2 separate regions of the Homo sapiens genome follow, and region 2 is linked to region 1. Evidence: read pairs that join two places in POLR2A ChIA-PET (ENCODE). Cell type or tissue: GM12878. All regions are shown on one strand. Links, peaks and the distances in the headings refer to the core of each region. The heading gives the core; the rest is flanking DNA.

What was found. ChIA-PET counts read pairs that join two places held together with the same protein. Peaks named below come from ENCODE experiments on the same cell type or tissue, not always from the same donor. Only the 100,000 strongest peaks of a DNase experiment are listed, where the experiment ranks them.
Region 2: POLR2A ChIA-PET joins it to region 1 with 20 read pairs; 7 of 35 experiments call an interaction of 5 or more read pairs at or near these places.

The regions. Positions count from the first base shown.
Region 1 is chr3:45,913,296-45,918,674 of GRCh38, reverse strand. It overlaps FYCO1 (FYVE and coiled-coil domain autophagy adaptor 1), which reads left to right. Exons shown (of 18, transcript NM_024513.4): 18 at 1-772. It also overlaps a transcript of LZTFL1 not described here. Among named protein-coding and RNA genes, the nearest start is that of CXCR6, 27 kb to the left of the region's middle. RefSeq lists enhancers at 2,498-2,767, 2,207-3,406. In GM12878, for the core only: no CTCF peak of the experiment used is centred there; a DNase peak (open chromatin) is centred at 2,734; H3K4me3 peaks cover 1,209 bases; H3K27ac peaks cover 1,979 bases.
Region 2 is chr3:45,862,752-45,868,130 of GRCh38, reverse strand. It overlaps LOC124909374 (a long non-coding RNA gene), which reads right to left and starts at 3,177. Exons shown (of 2, transcript XR_007095900.1): 1 at 2,876-3,177; 2 at 1,560-1,695. It also overlaps a transcript of LZTFL1 not described here. In GM12878, for the core only: no CTCF peak of the experiment used is centred there; a DNase peak (open chromatin) is centred at 3,240; H3K27ac peaks cover 1,325 bases.

The DNA.
Region 1 (5,379 bases), core at 86-5,085:
GGAAATCGCCAGTTGGGGATGAAATCACAGAGCCTGTGTTTTATGATATGGTTGGATGTCCACTGATGAAATTTTAAAGGAGTTTCAGTTTTAAAAGTGCGCATGATTCTACATATGAGAATTCTTTAGGCCAAGAAACTGTCCTTGGCTCAGAGGTGTTGGGAATTAAAGCAGAGAGAAGCCATTCGTGATGCTTAGAACCAAGGATGGTCATGTACACAAAGACCATCGAGACGGCCATTCTTGTTTACAAAACACTTACCAAGAAAGCACTTTGTAGGGGAACTTTAGTAAGTTCTTCTCATTTCATTATGTTTCTTCCAAGGAAACAGGAGAGACTGAATTAATAATTCTCTCTTTCCTCTTAAGCACTTTTAAAATAATAAAGTACATCTTGAAATTTGGGGAGGCATCTCTGATTTAAAAAAAGAAAAAGGCTGCTTGATGTATGTTATGCAGAGACACTCTGCCTCTGGTGGCTGCAGAGCAATACCCAAGCCTCATTTGGAAGGCTCAACATTTGGAATTGCACTTTAATTGATTAATCCTCAATTCATGTGGCCTTACGGGATGGTGGGTCTGGGACCCCAATTCATTCTTATCTGCCAAAGAATTATCTAGAAGCACATCAAATACCAGCACCCCACCTGCTCAATGGGGGTGGAAAACTTTTGTATCCCTAAGCATATTATTTTATAGTGTCTGCCATGCCATGTGGAAATACTTTATTTTTAACCTCAGGATTTAAATAAAGTAAACACTATGACATTTAGACATTTGTCTCTCATTTTTTTGGGACATAAAGTGCACCACGAAGTTATACAGAGCTGAGTTGGGGTTGAGCTGTGCTGCTGGGAAATAGAGCATCTTTTATGGTGGCTTTTCAGGAGGACTTGAGCCAGCAGATGTTCTGGGAAGTTTCCAGGTGGCCTGGCACCTGGCTGCTTCCTGGCCTGCTGTGAGGGTGGTGTTTAGACCTGCCTGAGACAGCCTGTCTTTCAATCCATGCTGTTGTGCCCTATGGGCTTCTAGCCTCAGCTCAAATGTCCAGATCTCCCAGGGCACCCACAGAGCATGTTGAGCAAAGAGCAGACTTCTGAGTTTACCGGAACAATGGGGCTGGGGAGAAGCATCATGGATGGCCTAAAACCATGATTGGTCAATATGAGGTACAAAGCTGGGCAAGACTGCCAGGCTGAGATGGCTGGCAGAGGAAGAAGTCAGCCCTCCCATTCCCGCATACCTTTCTCTGGCTGGGTCAGCAAAGAGCCTGGACAGAGGCCCAGAGGGGCATGCCCTGGTCACTGCTGGATGTTGGACTGAGCTCAGGCTGGGCAGCCCACCCACACTCACCTCACACCCCCACTCCAGGGATGACCAGGGCTCTGTCCCTGCAGTGCTCTGCACCTCAAAAGAACACCTCCCCACACCACCCCTTCACCGCCCTTCCTCCGCCAGCCCTCTCCTGCTGCCAGACTTTCGTTTGGCCTCTTCTTTAATCTGTTACTCCATGGAAGAAGTCACATTTTCTGTAACTCTGGTTCTCTCCCAAGGATAAAAGACAGTGAATCCTTCATCTTTATCTTCATCTCCCTCCTCCCTTCTCTCCCCACCGCAGCATCGAGCAACATGCCAGGCAGGAAGGGACTCAAAAAATACTGAATTGACCTCTCGGGTCAGTCCCAGTGCCCTGGGTCGCCAAAAAGTCATCAGCATTCCCACTGGCGACTAACTCTGCCAGGAATAGAGGCTCCTGAAACACTCCGGTGGCAGAGGAGGGAAAGGGTGGGCCTGCAGGAGGAGATACAGGCAATGATAGCTGGTCACTCAGTCCCACCCCCTGCACCCCCTCTTATGTCAAAGATGCCCTTGGGCTGGGCGCAGTGGCTCACGCCTGTAATCCCAACACTTTGGGAGTCCAAGGCAGGAGGATTGCTTGAGCCCAGGGGTTCAAGACCACCTGGGCAACACAGTGAGACCCCGTCTCTACATTTTTTTTTCTTTAATTAGCCAGGTGTGGTAGTGCATGTCTATAGTCCCAACTCAGTAGAGGCTGCAGTGAGCCAAGATCATGCCACTCCACGAGTGACAGAGTGAGGCCCTGTCTCAAAAAAATAAAAAGGTACCCTCAGATCAAGTATCTATCTAGTAACCAGATTGCAGTAATGGCAGATAGTTACTCCACCTGCCCCAAATGACAGAGCCAGAGAGTTTCTTTGTTAATACAACAGTCCTTCCTGAGGCTTGGGGGCCTCATGGGCTGGGGGCTAGAACAAGAAACAGTTGAGACATACATATATGTGTGTGCTGTGCATCTGGGGCTGGGATCTGGGGACCTCCAGGTCAAAATCCTCCATTCCACCTCACCCCACCCTGCTAAACTGCAGAATAACTCAAGATGACCCAAGTCTTTGCTGGAGGGTTTCCAAGCCCCACGCTTGATTCCAGGTAATCCGGGCCCAGTTCAGTGTTCACAGGCTCTGTGGCACAAAGAGGTGCCCCGCCCCTCCCTGCCACTCTGCCGGGTGAGGGCTGAGGATGCAGAGACTCCTGGGTGACTCAGAAGGCTCCTCACAGCAAGGTCAGCCCTTTCAGTTTGAAGACGCGTGGGAAAAATCTCCTCTTGCCACCCACACACATCTGAAGAGCAAACAGATGGTGAAACCAGTAGCCCAAGATGAGAAAACGGACTTTTTTTGAGACAGCAGTTGAAGCTGAAGCCTCAAAAGCCGGGCGGGGGGAAAGCATAGCAATTATGAAAGACATTCAAAGTGGGTTAGGGGTGAGGGAAAGGTCAGCCTTTTACTTTTCCCACACCCGCTGTTTTCTGAAGAAGGATGGTAATGCGAGCAGAAGGGTGATGGCCAACCTCTGGGCTTTGATGTGTGTCCCCTCCTCCCGCCCCCATCCTGCAAGCTCTGGGGAGGTCGGAGACTAGTGTGGTTTCCTCACACCTCCCACCATGCTGGCACTGAGGTTATCTAAGAGTTGACAGCCCCATCTAAAGCCTTGAATGAATTAAGTCTTTTTTAGCTAAAAAATGAACAAAACCTGAGATGCATGAGTGTCCTTACCAAAAGGAAGTCCTTGTTTCTAGGACAGGTCTGTCTTCGGGCCTGTGGGTCCATAGAATCATCACAGAAAAAATGATTTCAGGAGGTCTCCCCCGCTTTCTGCTCCCAAGGCCGACTCTGACTGAGCCTCGGAGGAGAGAAGGAAGCCATTTCTGGGAGGCCAAAACGTCCGTCTTCCAGGTCAGTGGGGCAGGTGCTGTCTTCTCCCTGGCTTGAGAGAGGAAAGCTGGTGAGGGAGAAGGGTGGGGCGGAGGTGGGCGGTGCGGGGATAAAAGATCGGAGAGCAAAGCAGTGATGAGAAAAGAGGGGTAACAGAAAGGGCCTCCCTAAAGGCTGCAAGGAGGGCTGGACCCAGGGCTGCTTAGCAGAAGCCATCTTTCTCATTGGAAGAAAGGGGCAGTGAGAAATGACGGTGTCGGTGTGGCTGAAGCTGCCCCATGCATCTGGTGGAGGCAGCACTTTAATGTAAGGAAGCCTGGACCATTGAGGGAACAGACACCAAAGGCAGTGACTGCTGATGTGGAAAGACAAGCCGGTTTGTTCCTCTGCCTCAGAGGTGGCTTCAGGGCCCTGCAAGCTTTCACAAACAGGGCCCTGCATGCTTTCACAAGCAGCAGGGGCAGCAGCCTCAGTCCAGTCCTCCCACGACGCTTGTGAATGAGCGACAGGGTTCCTATGTGGAACCCAAGGTCTTGGAAGAGGCAGCTCCTCTGCACCAGCAGGGACGCCACCCAGCTGTTGGGTGGTCTCAGAAAGAGGACCACACATTCATGCCCTGAAGGTGACCAGTGGAAGAAGGACAAGGAGACCAGAACTGGTCCTGGATCAGGCCCCCATCTTCTTTGGTTATGAAAGTTTCAGGTATTGAGCCATCAGGAAAAGCCCAAGACTCACCCAGGGCTCAGTTTTGCTCCAGAGTCAACTGTTCATTTATTAGGTGTCAGTAAATAAAAGGAAGTTGCAGAGAGATTCTTAGGAGAAGGTTCTCTTGCTTTAGTTACCTGAAGGCATATTAAAATGCAGATCCAGCCAGGTGTGGTGGCTCATGCCTATAATCCCAGCATTTTGGGTGGCCGAGGCAGGAGGATCACTTGAGGCCAGGAGTTCAAGGCCAACCTGCATAACATAGGGAGACCCCGTCTCTACCAAAAAAAATTCAAATATTAGCCAGGCGCCTCTAGTCCCAGCCACTGGGGAGGCTGAGGTGGCAGAATCCCTTAAGCCTGGGAGTTTGAGGCTGCAACTGTGATTGCCCCACTGCACTCCAGCCTGGGGGACAGAGTGAGACCCTGTCTCAAAAAAAAAAAAAAAAATGCAGATCCATGGGCACCACCCATTCCAATTCTGGTTCATCAGGTCTGGTCCATTCACAGGTCCTCCAGGTGATGCTGGAGCAGGTGGTCCTGGTGAACGTTGCTGTGTCACCACTGTTTTGATTAGAATTTGAGGAAAGGAGGAAATGAACTAATTGATCTGTCTCCTAATTTAACTCTACCTGTGATCCTTGAATCTTGGAACCAGGCCGTCTTCCTCAAATCCATTAGCCCAAGCACTAGGGCGCAATGATGGAAATTTCAGTCTTGGAGAGGAGGATGTTTCTAAATGAATCCCCTGGTATAAAACTATTCTAAGGGTAAAATAGTTTACAACCATAACTTTTTTATGGCTTATATTTTTATTCAAGGGTTCTGGTGCCAACTGGCAGATCATTTCTGAGTGGAAAAACATCCCCTTCCCCAAATCCAGAAGAGTTCCATACATGTCCAAATTTTAAGAAATGGAGAAAGTATCCAGGGGGTATGCGTTGGGGAGGTCAGTTTAGGAGGGAGTTCCTAAGCTGGTCGGTACACAGAATCAAAGGTCTTTGAAAATGGGTGGGGGAAAAAATGGCATCTTTACCCTAACTACTAATTAAAATTTAAGTCTTCCTTCAATTATGACTAGAGACAACATGCCACACTAGTACTAGCTAGACCTGTCACTTTGTCACCAGTAGAAATGGCAGATATTTTTGTATTACATGACAATTTCTGCAGACTCTCAAAGTATCATTTATGTTTATCTCCACTCGGAAATGAAGGTTGTCATTAGATCTGATAGATTTTATGTAATGCATTAGTAAAAAGACACATATATTACTAGTTCATATATCTGCTTTAATATTTGGAGAATTGTGTTTCAATTTAATTGGTTTGTAATTCTATTTTATTGTTTGCATTTTAAAGCATTCTGAGAAAGGGGCTATAGGCTTTGTCAGATTGTCAAAGGTGTGGATGAGGCCAAAAAAAAAAAAAAGTTAAGGATC
Region 2 (5,379 bases), core at 175-5,174, 51 kb after region 1:
TTTGTTACATATGTATACATGTGCCATGCTGGTGTGCTGCACTCTGGATAGCTCTGGTGATGAGAAGGATTCAAGGGCAGCAATTTTCTTTCAAGAGGATTTTCCATTATATATATATAGCATTAAGAGATATACCTAATGGAAAATCTTCTTGAAAGAAAATTGCTGCCCTTGAATCCTTCTCATCACCAGAGCTATCCAGAGACAGAACATGGAACCCATTCCAATGGGGCTGACATTTATCTTTGGCTAATATAGGTTTTCTTGTTCGTTGTCGTTGTTGTTTTGAGACAGGGTCTTGCTCTGTCACCCAGGCTAGAGTGCAGTGGTGCGATCACAGCTCACTGCAGCCTTGACCTCCCAGGCTCAAGTGATCCTCCCACATCAGCCTCCCAAGTAGCTGGGACTACAGGCATGCACCACTGTGCCCAGCTAATTTTTTGATATTTTGTAGAGATGAGGTCTCACTATGTTGCCCAGGCTGGTCTTGAATTCCTGGGCTCAAGGAATCCTCTCACTTCCTCCTCCCAAAGTGCTGGGATTACAGGCATGAGCCACGGTGCCCAGCCTAAGATGAGTTTTCTAAAGAAGTGCTAAATAGTAACAATATAAACTTCCAGCCTTGCCTTTTAATTCCAATTCACCCCAAAGATTCTTTAAGCAAGGTTGATGGATGTGTTCAGACTAGCAGGTGCAAGAAAAAAAAAACTTGAATTGCGGGAATTTGGCAGGAGCCAAGGACAGTTCTGGCACAAGAATGGCCCGGAAGTGCCCATCATTACAAGTTTACTCTCTGCCAGCATTGTCATAAGCAGTTTTTACACCATATTTTAAAATTTTAACAACACCTTGAGAGGAAGATATTATTATTACTCCCATTTACCAAAGGGGAAACTGAGTGAAAGAGAAGGCAATTAACAAATTAATTTAAAAGATGAAAAATGTAACTATCTTTTGGGTTTTTTTTTTTTTTTTTTTTTTTTGAGATTGAGTCTTGCTCTGTCACCCAGGCTGGAGTGTAGTGGCATGATCTCGGCTCACTGCAACCTCAGCCTCCTGGGTTCAAGCGATTCTCCTGCCTCAGCCGCCTAAGTAGCTGGGATTACAGGCATGCGCCACCATGCCCAGCTAATTTTTGTATTTTTAGTAAAGATGGGGTTTCACTATGTTGCCCAGGCTGGTCTCGAACTCCTGACCTCAAGTGATCCGCCTGCCTCAGCCTCCCAAAGTGCTGGGATTACAGGCGTGAGCCACTTCACCTGGCCGCAACTATCTTATTTTTAGCTACACAATGTAAAACCAAATTGTTAACCTACTTAATTGGATCCATTAATTGTTGTGGGATAGCCTCTATGGTGAATACAAGTCTTCTGTGGTATACACAAAGCTGAATATTACAGCACTATTGGTTATATTGAAAGACTCTAAACAACCCAAGTCTAAAATCAATTACTGTAGATCCAGGCAGTGGAAGGGTGTGAAGCCATGGTATGTTTTCAAAGAACTTTTAGTGACATGAAAAAGCCCTCATTATATACTATGAAATGAAGAGGGTAGGCTCTTTTACACATTCATTTATTGATCCAAACTTAGTTATCCCACAATTGCTTTTCCAGCATAGTTCTGTGAATACGGCTGGTGAATCAGGCAGGCTTGCCCTTGTAGAGCTGACTGTATGGTGGACGTGAAACTTTCCTGGAAGAAAAAGCCCCAAAATGTTAACGGTTTTCTTTTTGAAAGTGTAGGGGCTTTTAAATTTTTCGTCTTCATTTTTACATTATTTCAAAATGTTCTATATTAAGCATGTATTACTTTTTTGTAGATTCATTGAGTTATGATTAGCGCACTATAAACTACATGTTTAAAGTATGCAATTGGATAAATCTTGCTGTAGTACACACCGGATCAATCATTAGCACAATGAAGGTGGTGAACATATCCATCACCCCAAAAGTGTCCTTGGACCCATTTGTTCTTCCTTCCTCCCACCACGCCACCACCCCTCGCCACATTCAACCACCGATCTGCTTTCTGTCACTATAGTTTGGTTTGCATTTCTAGAATTTTATATAAATTGTAATACATAGCAAATACTCTTTTGTCTGGCTTCTTTCACTCAGCATCATTTTGAGATGCATTCACGTTGTCATGTGTACCAATAGTTGTTTCCTATTATTGTGGAATAGTATTCGATTACATGGCCTATACCAGTTTGTTATCCATTCATTGGTTTGTAGACATTTGGTTGCCTCTGATTTTCGGTTATTACAGACAACGCTGTTATAAACGCTCAAGTATTTGCAGGAACATATATTTCTTTCTCTCTTGGGTAAACACTCAGGAGTGAAATGGCTGGGTCATATGATAACTCTATGTTTAACTTTTTGAGGAACTGCCAAACTGTTTTCAAATGACTGTATCATTTTTACATTTCTACCAGAAGTGTATGAATTCATCGTTCCCTCTCTTAAAATTACATAAGAACTAAATGTTTACCTCCTGTTATAAAAAGAAAATCCAAAAACTTCAGAAATATAGAGTAAGAAAAGTGAACGTTCCCTTTTATTCCATCCCTTTCCTAGTTCGTCATACATATTTATCATTAAAAGTTTGGTGTGTGTTCATCTTTTCTTTGCAAGAGTCTGTGCATGTGTGTGCATGTGCACGTGTTTGCATGTGGAAGCATGTAGTGCGTGTAAGTGAGATTTTGTGAGCTCTGTTGCTCTAACTCTGGTTTCACTCACTGAACAATGAAGCTTGGAGGTCGTTCCTCATCAGTGCATGTAAACCTCAATCTTTTGAATTGTTGCTGAGTATCCTACTTCAATAAGCAGAGGGAAGAGGTGTTTTAAAATGTGGTTAGAATTCTGTTTACCCTTCCTCTGAAAGAGGCAGGTCTCTTCAACATTTTCTACTCATGTGACAATTAGAGAAGCTCCTTCTTCTCCTCAGGAAAGGCTGCCTGTGGGGAAGGATTGCATTTCTTTCGGTGGATCTGGGTCTTCTGGGAGCAGCACAGGCATGATCACCCTTCTGGAGAGTGATAGAACGGTCAGTGGAAATGTAATCGATGGCCACAAGGTGTGACAGCTCTGCCATCACATTCGGTTTATGCTTGTTTCACGTTCCTCAGAGCAGAATTGCCTTTCCAGGCCCACCATTTGTTCTGGTACTTGGTGGTGAGGAAGCTCACTTTAAGTGTAGTCATTCTGAGAAGGGCAAAAGGGCTTCAACTCTTCAACTTTCAGCTCTGGAAATGAGTAAAACTGGGAGTTTCTTTTTATCATGTTAGAAAATTTACCACATTGGCTGAATGTGGTGAGAAAACCTACTCCCTTGTTAAAACAGACAATAATGCAGCACTCACTTGGTCAGCTAAACAGTTTTTTACTGTCTCCTCATGTGTGTTTTTTTCTCTCTTATATTCTTTTAATAATTAATGATACTAGGACTACATTAAATGGTACTTATTTATCCCTCTCTCAGCAATAACCTGGGGGCTAAATCTTTTACACTTATTAATACATAAAATTAGGACTATATTGTAATAAAGTTGCATATTCTGCACTGAACATTGGCATAAATGTTTTCATGTCATTAAATATTAACCAAATATTAAATCCACATCTTAATTGTTAATGACTTCATAATATTTCAGATATGGACATACCATAATTTATAACAGTTGCCCTGTGGTTGATTTTTACTAGTCGATGAAGATTTTGAGTAGCAATAAGTGAAGAAAAGTTATAAAAATTCTTCATTATGACAAGTGGAAATTAGGTTCTAGTAGCAATATTAAAATTAAATCAGGTATCACGTATTAAAATTTTGTTATCTTCCTATGATAATGCCTTCCTCATTATTTTGAACTAATATGCTACTCTTTTTTACTCTTTACTCTCAAACTTTAGAAAATGTTTCACAAAACTTTTACTCAGTAATTTGATAGCAATTTATAATTACACATTACCTGCTAGTCTCTGACAAGTATGTTGGTTAAATGTCTACTTTTGTTCAACCTTTCCACAGGGGACTTGAACATCACAGTCAGTCTCCCACATAGTGTCCAGCTGTGTGTTATGTTAGAGATATCATGCATGACATTGCCCCCAAAATACATTTCTTAAAAAAAGAACACTTTCCTGCTTGACAAACAACAACATTATCACACCTAAAATTAATAATCATTCTTTAATATCATCTAATAGCCATTATATTATTCAAATTCACCAAATGTTTCCCTGAATGTCCTTCCCAGCTTCTTTGTCCAAACGAGGAACCAATCCTGGACCACACATTGCACCTGGCTTTTATGTCCTCTCTCTATCTTTTAATCCAGCCTCCAGTCTCTTCATGGGTAGCTTCTTATTGCAGCTGCTTGGCCAGTGGCCGATAGAGGCCCCCTACATTGCTTGCCAGTGGTGTCATTTAGCTTGTTCCTCTCTCCCTTGTATTTCCTGGAAGTTACATCTACATATTGATTAGACCCAAGTTAAACATCTTTGGCTAGACTGCGTCACAGGGGATGCTGTGACATCGGAATTCATGACCCCAGGAGACATGGAATAACTGGTTGTCCCACTATTCCTGATGCTAGGATCAACCTTTAGGTGAGGGTGATGGTGGTCTGATCCATCCATTGTACAATTCTGTTTTTCTCCTGAAGACCAGAACCACATCATCATACTGTTATTTTGGCACCATACAGATGTCCAAGTCCCATCAACCACTCCCCTGAGGTCCTCAAGCACAGGTTGATAGTCCTTGCCTGGATCTACATTCTCATTAGGAATTGCAAGATTATGACTTTCATCCCTCTCATTAGGAATTGCAAGATTATGACTTTCATCCCTCTACATTTAGCTGGCATTCTTCAAGCTTTATGTTGTCAACTGGAGCTATTTGTTTACCTTGAAATATAGTTCCTACCTGAAGGACATTAGACGCACTTTTCTTTCAGTTACACAATGTCAAAATAAGACATTGGTATTAGCTGCCTCGAATGAGTTTCTTCTGGCAGTATTCTTTTTGAGTATCATTATGGACTCATGAATATACATTCAATGCATGTGTTTTTATTGAATTATTCTTGGGTCTCATAATACTATTCTCACCAGAAGCCGAAGCAGTCAGAACTGAGTTTGATTTAAAACAAAGTTTCAAAACAAGAGTAGCTCCAAAGATAACATTCTGGAAAGAACTACTTTCCTAGAGAACAAAGGCGAGATCATCTAATAAATTACTGTCATTATTACTTATATCTGTGCTCCCTCCACATCTTCAAGATATGGGAGAATTCCAGAAGAGTGCCTGAGGGAAGGCTGCAAGCCATGAGAGTTCTCAGTACTGGTTGTCAGCAATGTTTCAACTGCGGCT